2 separate regions of the Homo sapiens genome follow, and region 1 is linked to region 2. A link is an interaction called in ENCODE POLR2A ChIA-PET data of the cell type or tissue named here. Cell type or tissue: GM12878. All regions are shown on one strand. Region 1 has its middle 78 kb from the start of TRIM69. Region 2 overlaps SPG11 (SPG11 vesicle trafficking associated, spatacsin).

Region 1 (5,000 bases), 240 kb before region 2:
TCAGTACAATGTTAGACAGATGTTGTAGCAGATTTTTTTAAATTTTTTTTTTTGAGACGGAGTCTTGCTCTGTCACCCAGGCTGGAGTGCAGTGGCGCCATCTCGCTTCACTGCAAGCTCCACATCCCAGGTTCACGCCATTCTCCTGCCTCAGCCTCCCGAGTAGCTGGGACTACAGGTGCCCGCCATCACGCCCAGCTAATTTTTTTGTATTTTTAGTAGAGACGGGGTTTCACCGTGTTAGCCAGGATGGTTTTGATCTCCTGACCTCGTGATCCGCCCGCCTCGGCCTCCCAAAGTGCTGGGATTACAGGCGTGAGCCACCGCGCCTGGCCAACTAGCAGTCCCAGTGTTGGCTGCCGCCCCTCCCGCAAGAAGCTCAGATGGCTTAGACAGCAGGCAGCCACAGCTGTGGTGATGGCTGCCCCTCTGCCCGGGAATGCAACAGGCTTAGATAGATTCTAGCTGTTGAGAATTTGTGCGGCTCCGTGGTTGGGATCCTAGGCCATGGTAGTATGGGGTCACAAGTGGGATATTCTGATCTGTGGGTTGCACAGTTCCATGGAAAAAGCATGGCTTCCCAGGTTGCGTAGCACGCTCACTCACGGCCTCTCTTGGCTGGGGGCTCACCTCCCCCATGTAGCTTTCAGGTGGGCCACCTCACCACACTGCTATTCCTTCCTCTCCGTGGGTCACACCAGCCACCTAGTCAATCCTGATGATAGAACTTGGATAACCTCAGTTGCCAGTGCAAGATTTGGATGCTGTTTTGGTTCTTTTAGATGGGAGCCTTTGATTGCCACTGCTTCTAGTCAGTCATCTTGGCCACACCCCCAGTATTTTATTTATACCTTATAACAACTCTATTGCATGGACATTATTAGCTGACTGGTAAGGATACCTGGGTAACAGAGCTCCTTTTGATTTGACAATCTTTACTTCAGAGAGTCACTGGACCAGGCTATATTAGCTTGGGAAGGCTGAGAATGATGAATAAGGCTATGTTTATGTCCAAGTATATTGTACTGAGCTGGACACCAACTTTAGTTTTATCATAAATCGTATAGTCCCAAAAGTAATGGTGTGCAACTGACCCAAATGAGGGCATCCCAATATTTATTCAGGCTACCTAACATGCAGGGCAAGTCCACCCTTATTAACAGAGGGGGATAGTTGGGTGTCTAGAAAGTCTAATGTGATCCTCTCTCAAAGTTATCATTTGCAACTGTGGGTCTATTGTTGGGAATTTTATAACTCCTTTGGAGAGCAGCATTGACCTCTCTGCTGTATATTTTTACCACTCTGACTTCCTTCTGTACTTTTTCAATTAGTAAACCTTGTTTGATTTGCCCAAACTAAGGTCCGTGTTTGTTCCTTGAATCAATCTGCATTCTCCAGAGAAACAGAACCAATAGAACGTATATGCATGTATATATCCCTATATGTCTCTATGTATCTATGTATCTATCTGTCTATCTATCTATCTATCTATCTAGATTTACTATAAAGAATTGGCTCAGCTGGGTGCAGTGGCTCACACCTATAATCCCAGCACTTTGGGAGGCCAAGGCGGGTGGATCACGAGATCAGGAGATTGAGACCATCCTGGCTGACACAGTGAAACCCCATCTCTATTAAAAATACAAAAAAAAATTAGCTGGGCGTGGTGGCGGGTGCCTGTAGTCCCAGCTACTCGGGAGGCTGAGACAGGAGAATGACATGAACCCGGGAGGTGGAGCTTTCAGTGAGCCGAGATCGCGCCACTGCACTCCAGCCTGGGAGACAAAGCGAGACTCTGTCTCAAAAAAAAAAAAAAAAAAAAGAATTGGTTCATAATATGATTATGGAGGCTGAGAAGTCCAGACGCAAGAGGCTGATGGTATAGTTAAATTTTGAGACGAAAGGCCTGAGAACCAGGAAAGCTGATGCTGTAAGTTCCATTTCAAGTCTAACTCTGAAAACCAGGAGAGTCAATGGTGTAAGTTCCAGTCTGAGTCCATGTCTAAAGGCAGGAGAAGACCAATGTCCCAGCTTGAAGACAGTCAGAGACACAAAAAAATTCTTTCTTACTCATCCTTTTATTTTATTTAAGTTTTCATCAGGTTGGATGAGAGCTCAGTCTCCTGATTCAAATGTTACTATCATCCAGAAATGACATATTCAGAAAAAACATTTAACCAAATACCTGGGCATCTTTGTTGCCCGGTCAACTTGACTTACAAAATTAACTATCATATAGTTACCCTACTATTGACATTTACCAATTCAGTGGTTACCTATAGCTAACTGCTTTAGACCAGTGCTGGACCACCTTGAAGCTGGAGCTGGCGTCAGTGCCTGCCTAAACCACATAGCAGTTCTACAGTGGACCAGGGCTGAAATTGATGCTGAGGGAGGAGATCACAATGTCTACTCATTTTCATTATCTTTTCAACTTCTAATGGATATTTCCTTTGCTGTGGCAGAGATCATTATTGTCTTCCTTTAGCAAATGAGAGAACTGAGATCACACTTTTACATTTGGAATTATTTATCAGTCTAAAAGAGATTATTTGTTCACATAAAGAGCATTTGGAGGTGTGAGAAATGTAACTGAAGCCAGCATGCCATAAGAAAGTGGTTTGATCTGTGCCTCATGGAGACTCAGGGCTTCCCCAAGGTATCTGAGAGCTGAGATGGACAAGGAGTGGGTGAGGTTATGGATTCCCACCCTGCTTCAATCACGGTGCTTCTTTCTGAGATGTTTCATATATATTGCAGTTATGCATGCAGAATTCCATTTAGATCTAAGCTGTCACCACACAGGTTGAAAACCACTACTCCATCCTAGCTCTACGATCTTAAAAACAAAAATCCCTTCCTTTTTTTAGTGCTCATTTCCCTTTACTTGTAAAATGAAGGTGTTGAACTACGAGTTCTTGAAGGTTCCTTCCATCTTTGACAGTTCATGATTTTGTGACTTTTACCATTGCCAAGGTGGAACTTATTAATTTCATGAAAACTGACTAAATGACTATCTCAGAAGTTATTAACTCAGCACAGCTTCCTCATCTTAGTGAGTTTTCAGCTGGCTAATGCCACCTGACAGTCAGAAAATGCCAACATTGCGGGTGTGGGGTGGAGTTAACAGTGTGAGATTTGCTAAGTGTTTCTACGCAATCATTGTGAAAGCAATCACATTTCCAGAGTGAGAAAGGTCAGTGCCATCTAGCTGCCAAACTTCACCACACTAAGGGGACATGAAGGGGACTGCCACCCGCAGAACACAAATCAGGCTAAAAAATGAATACCTTTTGCAGTTGCAGTCAAATAGCAACAAATGTCAAATGATATTACTTTGGGAGATTGTTAAGCCCCCTTCTCAGTGCACAGCAGTGTATAAATCCCCTCATCTCATTTGATTAATCTGAGAGACTATAGAATATGTTACTAGGACAGAAAACATGACTGCAATGTGATAGTCTAGTATTACTGAGCATGAAAATTCCTTTAAGTCCTGATCTTTTTTTCTAGTTCCACACTGTTTGAAAGTGGGGGAACATTGATCTTAGTGAATGAGTGTCCTATATAAATCAATGTTAGTGAGTATATATATAAGTGAAAAATATGATTTGTTTATACAGTGAACCAGAACCCCCCCTTCTACAGCATCAGAACTCTTTCTTTTACTCTCTCTTTTACAACCTGTAACTTGGCAGGAAGGAGATATAATACTAGCCATGTTTATCTCTAGCTGGTAAGATTACAAGTGATTTTTAACATTCTGTTATATCTTATACTTTTTTATAGTGGGCACATATTATAACAAGAATTACCTTTATTCATGTAAAAGTGATCCCTTTCCCCAGAAAGATCCCTGAGAATACTTTTTCTCCCATCCTAAAATGGAGGAATGTACCTGAAATGCCATGTGAAATAGATTAACTGAGCCCTGCCTAGGAAACATGCCGCTTCTTCTTTTTCAAGACCTGCAGTCATTGTGGCCTGACAAGCAGTAAGAAATGTGATAATAAAGAGGATGAGCCACTGCAGGGCTGGATTTCATTTCTAGCTTAATTAAATCCTAGAAACACACCTGAACTCTAGCTTTGATGAGCTGCTGCCAAAGCCAGGTGCCCTCATCAACTCGGGCTCACCCTGCAGTGATTGTGGGAAGCCAGCCTGAAAGGAGAGGGTAGAGGGAAGCAGAAGCCAATGGAGATGAAACAGTGGAGTCAGGAAGCAATATTTCAGAGAGAGCGATTTTATCTGGTAGACTATCTGTTTGCCCTTCTGCTTAAAAGGTAAACAGCAACGCTAACCTACAAATATACTGAATTGAAACTCCTCCAATGGCACCCCACTGCCCTGCCACCTGTCCCCTTCCACCACCTCCTCTCCAGCTCCCTGCCCCCACCAGTTGTGGTAAATTGGGTACAAAGTGCACTTGGTTGGCACAAGTCCTGACTGGCCCATCAGTAGGCGTGGGCTGATTGGCGCCTCCTGCATTTACAAACTCCTAGTTGCTCTAGTCCCTCAGCTGCTGCTGACACCTGATGGTGCTACCTGGGGTCTCTTTGTTTCATATCCCAGAGACCAGAAATTCTCTTGAAATGTAAAGAAGAAAAAAAATCCTTGCCATGATTTATTGAACCCAGAATTATACAAGGAACTTAAAACTACATCACCTTGTTTTCACAGCCACTTGTGATGTATTATCAGGGTTTTACAGGTGAGGAAATGCAGCTCCAGAAGAGCTTCTTAGGTAACTGGCTTATATCCAAGAGCTTGACACAAGGATCTGGGTTTATGGGATTTTTTGAGGGGGTGCTATCAAAAGAAACCTCCAGGGAGGCATGGGGTGGGAGAGAAAAGGGGAAGGGTGAGCAGGGGTTTGGTCTCTGATATGGTTTGACTGTGTCCCCATCCAAATCTCATCTTGAATTATAATTCCCATCATCCCCACGTGTCAGAGGCAGGACCAGGTGGAGGTCATTGGATCATGGGCGTGGTTTCTCCCA
Region 2 (5,000 bases):
CACCATGTTGGCCAGGATGGCCTCGATCTCTTGACCTCGTGATCTGCCCGCGTCGGCCTCCCAAAGTGCTGGGATTACAGGCGTGAGCCTCTGTGCCTGGCCAGTTCAGTTTTTTTTAAACTTTTTTTCTCTCTGTTGTTCAGATTGGATAATTTCTGTTACTGAATTTTATTTCTATGATTTTAAAATTTCAGTTACAGCCATGCGTTAACAATGAGGTTACATTCTGAGAAATGCATTGTTGGGTGATTTCATCACTGTGTAAACATCTTAGAGCACACTTATACAAACCTAGGTGGTATAGACTTCTACACACCTATACTACATGATATATAGCCTACCGATCCTGGGCTACAAGCCAGTACAGCATGCTACTGTACTGTAGTTGATTATAACACAATGGTAAGTATTTGTGTATCTAGACATATCTAAACATAGAAAAGGTACAGTAAAAAATATGATATAAAGATTTTTTAGCTTCAGGAAATAAACAATTGGAGATTTTCATTTAAAAAATTTTTTTAAATGGTACAATTTGTAAAGGGCTCTTAACGTTAATGGAGCTTGCAGGACTAGAAGTTGCTCTGGTTGTCACTAAGTGGTAAGTAAATGTGAAAACTTAGGACATTACATTACTGTAGACTTTATAAATGCTGTACATTTAGGCTACACTAAATTTATTTAAAAATTAAGTAATTGTGCTATGTCACAATGACTATGATGTCACTAGGTGATAGGAATTTTTCAGCTCTATTATAATCTTACAGGATCCTCACTGTATATGCAGTCCGTTGTTGATGGAAACATGGTTATACAGCACGTAACTGCATTTTTCAGTTCTAAAATTTTCATTTTATTCTTCATATCTGTTTCTTTGCTGAGACTTTCCATTTTTCTGTTTGTCTCAAGACCATTCAGAATTGCTTATTGGAACATTTGTATTATAGCTGCTTTAAATTCTTTGTCAGATGATTTTAACATTTGCATCATTTTAATGCTAGCTAGCATCTCATCTTTTCTCGTGTGAGTTGAAATCTTCCTGCTTTTTCTTTTTTTTTTTTTTTTTTTTTTTGAGACGGAGTCTCACTCTATCGCCCATGCTAGAGTGCAGTGGTGTGACCTCGGCTCACTGCAGCCTCTGCCTCCTGGGTTCAAGCAATTCTCCTGTCTCAGCCTCCCGAGTAGCTGGGACTGGCGCCACCACGCCCAGCTATTTTTGTGTGTTTGTGTATTTTTAGTAGAGATGGGGTTTTGCCATGTTGGCCAGGCTGCTCTCAAACGCCTGACTGCAGGTGATCCACCCACCTCGGCCTCCCAAAGTGCTGAGATTACAGGCGTGAGCCACCACGCCCAGCCCCTCTTCCTGCTTTTTCTTATGCTGAGTAATCTGGGGTTGCATCTGGACATTTTGGGTTTTTTTGTTTTCTTGTTTTTGTTTTTCGAGATGGAGTCTCACTCTGTCACCCAGGCTGGAGTGCAGTGGTGCAATCTCAGCTCACTGCAACCTCGGCCTCCCAGGTTCAAGAGATTCTCATGTCTCAGCCTCCCGAGTAGCTGGGATTACAGGTGTGCACCACCACACCTGGCTAATTATTTTGTATTTTTAGTAGAGACAGGGTTTCGCCATGTTGGCCAGGCTGGTCTCGAACTCCTGACCTCAGGTGATCCACCCACCTTGGCCTCCCAAAGTGTTGGGATTACAGGCATGAGCCGCCACAACTGGCTGCATCTGGACATTTTGAATAGTGTATTATTAAAATACACTATTTGAGACTGTGGATCTTATTTAAATCCTATGAAGGATGTTGATATTTTTTAGCAGACAGTTGACCTGGTTAGGTTCAAGCTGAAGTTCCAAACCACTGCCTGTGCATTGTGGTTTTAACATTAGTTCATTTTCCTTTGCGGTAGTATTCAGATCTGTCCTGTGTGTGCACGCCACCTAGTGGTCAATCTGTGACCTTGGTAGTGATCTGTGCTACTTAGGATCAAGGCCATACATGTGTAGTCCAGGAGTGAGCCCTGTAGTTCATAAAAATGTATTGGGTTGCTTTCCTGGGGCTCTCCCAGCTAGTTTTTCCCCCTGAGGCTTCTCTTTTCAGTTATTTGGCCAAAAGCTGAAGGTTTAGTTACCCCCACTCTGTCTTGCACTACCCTGACTATTCCTACACCCAGGGCCAGGTGACAGGAGGGTAATGCAAAAGCAACAGGGGTCTACTCCGCCCTCCTGAGACCAGAGCGCCCCTGCTCAGAAAAGGAGGCTCCTCTGGCCAGGCGCGGTGGCTCACGCCTGTAATCCCAGCACTTTGGGAGGCCGAGGTGGGCGGATCATGAGGTCAGATCAAGACCATCCTGGCTAACACAGTGAAACCCCATCTCTACTAAAAATACAAAAAAAAAAAAAAAAATAGCCACGCGTGGTGGCGGGCGCCTATAGTCCCAGCTCCTCGGGAGGCTGAGGCAGGAGAATGGTGTGAACCCGGGAGGTGGAGCTTGTAGTGAGCCGAGATCACGCCAATGCACTCCAGCCTGGGCGACAGAGCGAGACTCCGTCTCAAAAAAAAAAAAAAAAAAAAAAAGGAAAGAAGGCTCCCCTTTCTGAGAGCCTTAGCTCTTGCCTGCTGTCACTGCAGCCTCTCCCACCACTGCCAGTGGCTTGCTTGGGAGCCAGGACAAGGAAGAACAGGAATTAGGAGTTCCCCTTTCCACTCTTCAAACTGGTACTAGAGAGCTTCTGGAATTCACACACTCTCGCACTCACACTTCACCTCAGCCCTTAGTTCTTAGGTTTTAGTCAGCGCTGCATTCAGGCCAGAGCTTGCTAGAGGGGGGATAATGATAATTCTGGTCATCTTCAGTTTGCCTGCTACTTTTTACTTTTCCAGAGTCCTTGTATGCCACATGTATTATGTCCAGGTTTTGTATTGAATTCAGTGGGAAAGACACAGTAGATTGAGCTTATTATAACCAACTTACCTAGAATTGGAACTCTCAGTGAAGGATTTAAGCAGGGGAATAGCATGGTCTGAGTTGCATTTTATTTTATTTTATTTTTTTATCTTTAAGAGTTTTTGTTTTGTTTTTTTTTTTTTTTTTGAGATAGGGCCTCACTCTGTTGCCCAGGCTGGAGTGCAGTGGTGCAAACATGGCTCACTGCAGACTCAACCTCCAGGGCTCAAGCAGTCCTCCTGCCTCAGCCTCCTAAGTAGCTGGAACTACAGGTGCACACTACCATCCCCAGCTAATTTTTAAATTTTTTGTAGCAGTGGGGGCTCACTGTGTTGCCCAGGCTGGCCTCAAACTCCTAGGCTCCAGGGATCCTCCCACCTTAGCCTTCCAAAATGATGGGATTACAGGCATGAGCCACCACCTCTGGCCTACAGCACTTTTTAATAATATTTTAAAATAAAAATTGTGCTTAGTGTAGCAAATCACATAACATAGAAACGCATAAAGTAAAAAGTCAGTTCAGACTGGGCACAGTGGCTCATGCCTGTAATCCCAGCACTTTGGGAGGCCAAGGTGGGCAGATCACCTGAGGTCAGGAGTTCAAGACCAGCCTGGCCAACATGGTGAAACTTCATATCTACTAAAAATACAAAAAATTAGCTGGGCGTGGTGGTGCACACCCGTAATCCCAGCTACACTGGAGTCTGAGGCAGGAGAATCGCTTGAACTCAGGAGGCAGAGGTTGCAGTGAACCGAGATGGTGCCACTGCACTCTAGCCTGGGCGACAGAGTGAGACTTCATCACACACAAAAAAAGCCAATTCAACACTACTCCCACAAAATTCCCCAGAATAACTATCTTTTACTTGCTTGGTATGCATTTTCTACTTGTAAGCAACACAATATTTATTTTTTACAAAAAATGAGATTACATCATATTGATCTACATTTTTGTCCTCTCAGTACATATAGATAGACCCCCTTCTTTCTCTTTTTTTTTTGAGACAGAGTCTCGCTCTGTCGCCCAGGCTGGAGTGCAGTGGCGCAATCTCCACTCACTGCAAGCTCCACCTCCCGGGTTCACGCCATTCTCCTGCCTCAGCCTCCCAAGTAGCTGGGACTACAGGCACCCGCCACCACGTCCAGCTAATTTTTTTGTAGTTTTAGTAGAGACGGGGTTTCACCGTGTTAGCCAGGATGGTCTCGATCTCCTGACCTTGTGATCCGCCCACCTCAGCCTCCCAAAGTGCTGGGGTTACAGGCATGAGCCACCACACCTGGCCTGACCCCCTTCTTTCTAATGGCTGCAGAGTATTCCACTGTACAGATGTACTAAGCTTGAATAATGCTTTATTGATATACATTTAAATTTTTCTGTTTTGTTTTTGCCATTACAAAGTGTGATATAAATATTCCTTACTTTTTTTTCCTAATAGAAACCCTTTATCAAATTAATATCTTCTCCTATTTTAAGCTAAGAGCTTTTTTTTTTTTTTTTTTTTTTTTTGAGATGGAGTTTCATTCTTGTTGCCCAGGCTGGAGTGCAATGGCACAATCTCGGCTCACCGCAACCTCCGCCTCCCGGGTTCAAGCAATTCTCCTGCCTCAGCCTCCTGAGTAGCTGGGATTACAGGCATGCGCCACCACACCCAGCTAACTTTAAATTTTTAGTAGAAACAGGGTTTCTCCATGTTGGTCAGGCTGGTCTCGAACTCCTGACCTCAAGTGATCCGCCCGCCTCAGCCTCCCAAAGTGCTGGGATTATAGGCGTGAGCCACCGCACCCGTCCAAGAGCTTCGTTTTAAAAAAAATCAGGAATAGATTTTAATTTTACTATAAATTAAAGCATATTTGCAGGTGGGTGCAGTGGCCCATGCCTGTAATCCCAGCACTTTTGGAAGTCGAGGCAAATGCATCAGTTGAGGCCAGGAGTTTGAGACCAGCCTGATCAACATGGCAAAACTTCATCTCAACTAAAAATGCAAAAATTAGCCAGGTGTGGTGGTGCACGCCTGTAATCCCAGCTACTCGAGAGGCTGAGGCACGAGAAT

The links. ChIA-PET counts read pairs that join two places held together with the same protein. Peaks named below come from ENCODE experiments on the same cell type or tissue, not always from the same donor. Only the 100,000 strongest peaks of a DNase experiment are listed, where the experiment ranks them.
Region 1: POLR2A ChIA-PET joins it to region 2 with 8 read pairs; 3 of 35 experiments call an interaction of 5 or more read pairs at or near these places.

What each region holds. Positions count from the first base shown.
Region 1 is chr15:44,811,578-44,816,577 of GRCh38, reverse strand. No RefSeq gene overlaps it. Among named protein-coding and RNA genes, the nearest start is that of TRIM69, 78 kb to the right of the region's middle. In GM12878, no CTCF peak of the experiment used is centred here; a DNase peak (open chromatin) is centred at 3,124.
Region 2 is chr15:44,575,599-44,580,598 of GRCh38, reverse strand. All of the region lies in intron 30 of SPG11 (SPG11 vesicle trafficking associated, spatacsin), which reads left to right. Among named protein-coding and RNA genes, the nearest start is that of EIF3J, 41 kb to the right of the region's middle. In GM12878, a CTCF peak has its summit at 1,951 (motif pointing left); a DNase peak (open chromatin) is centred at 1,908.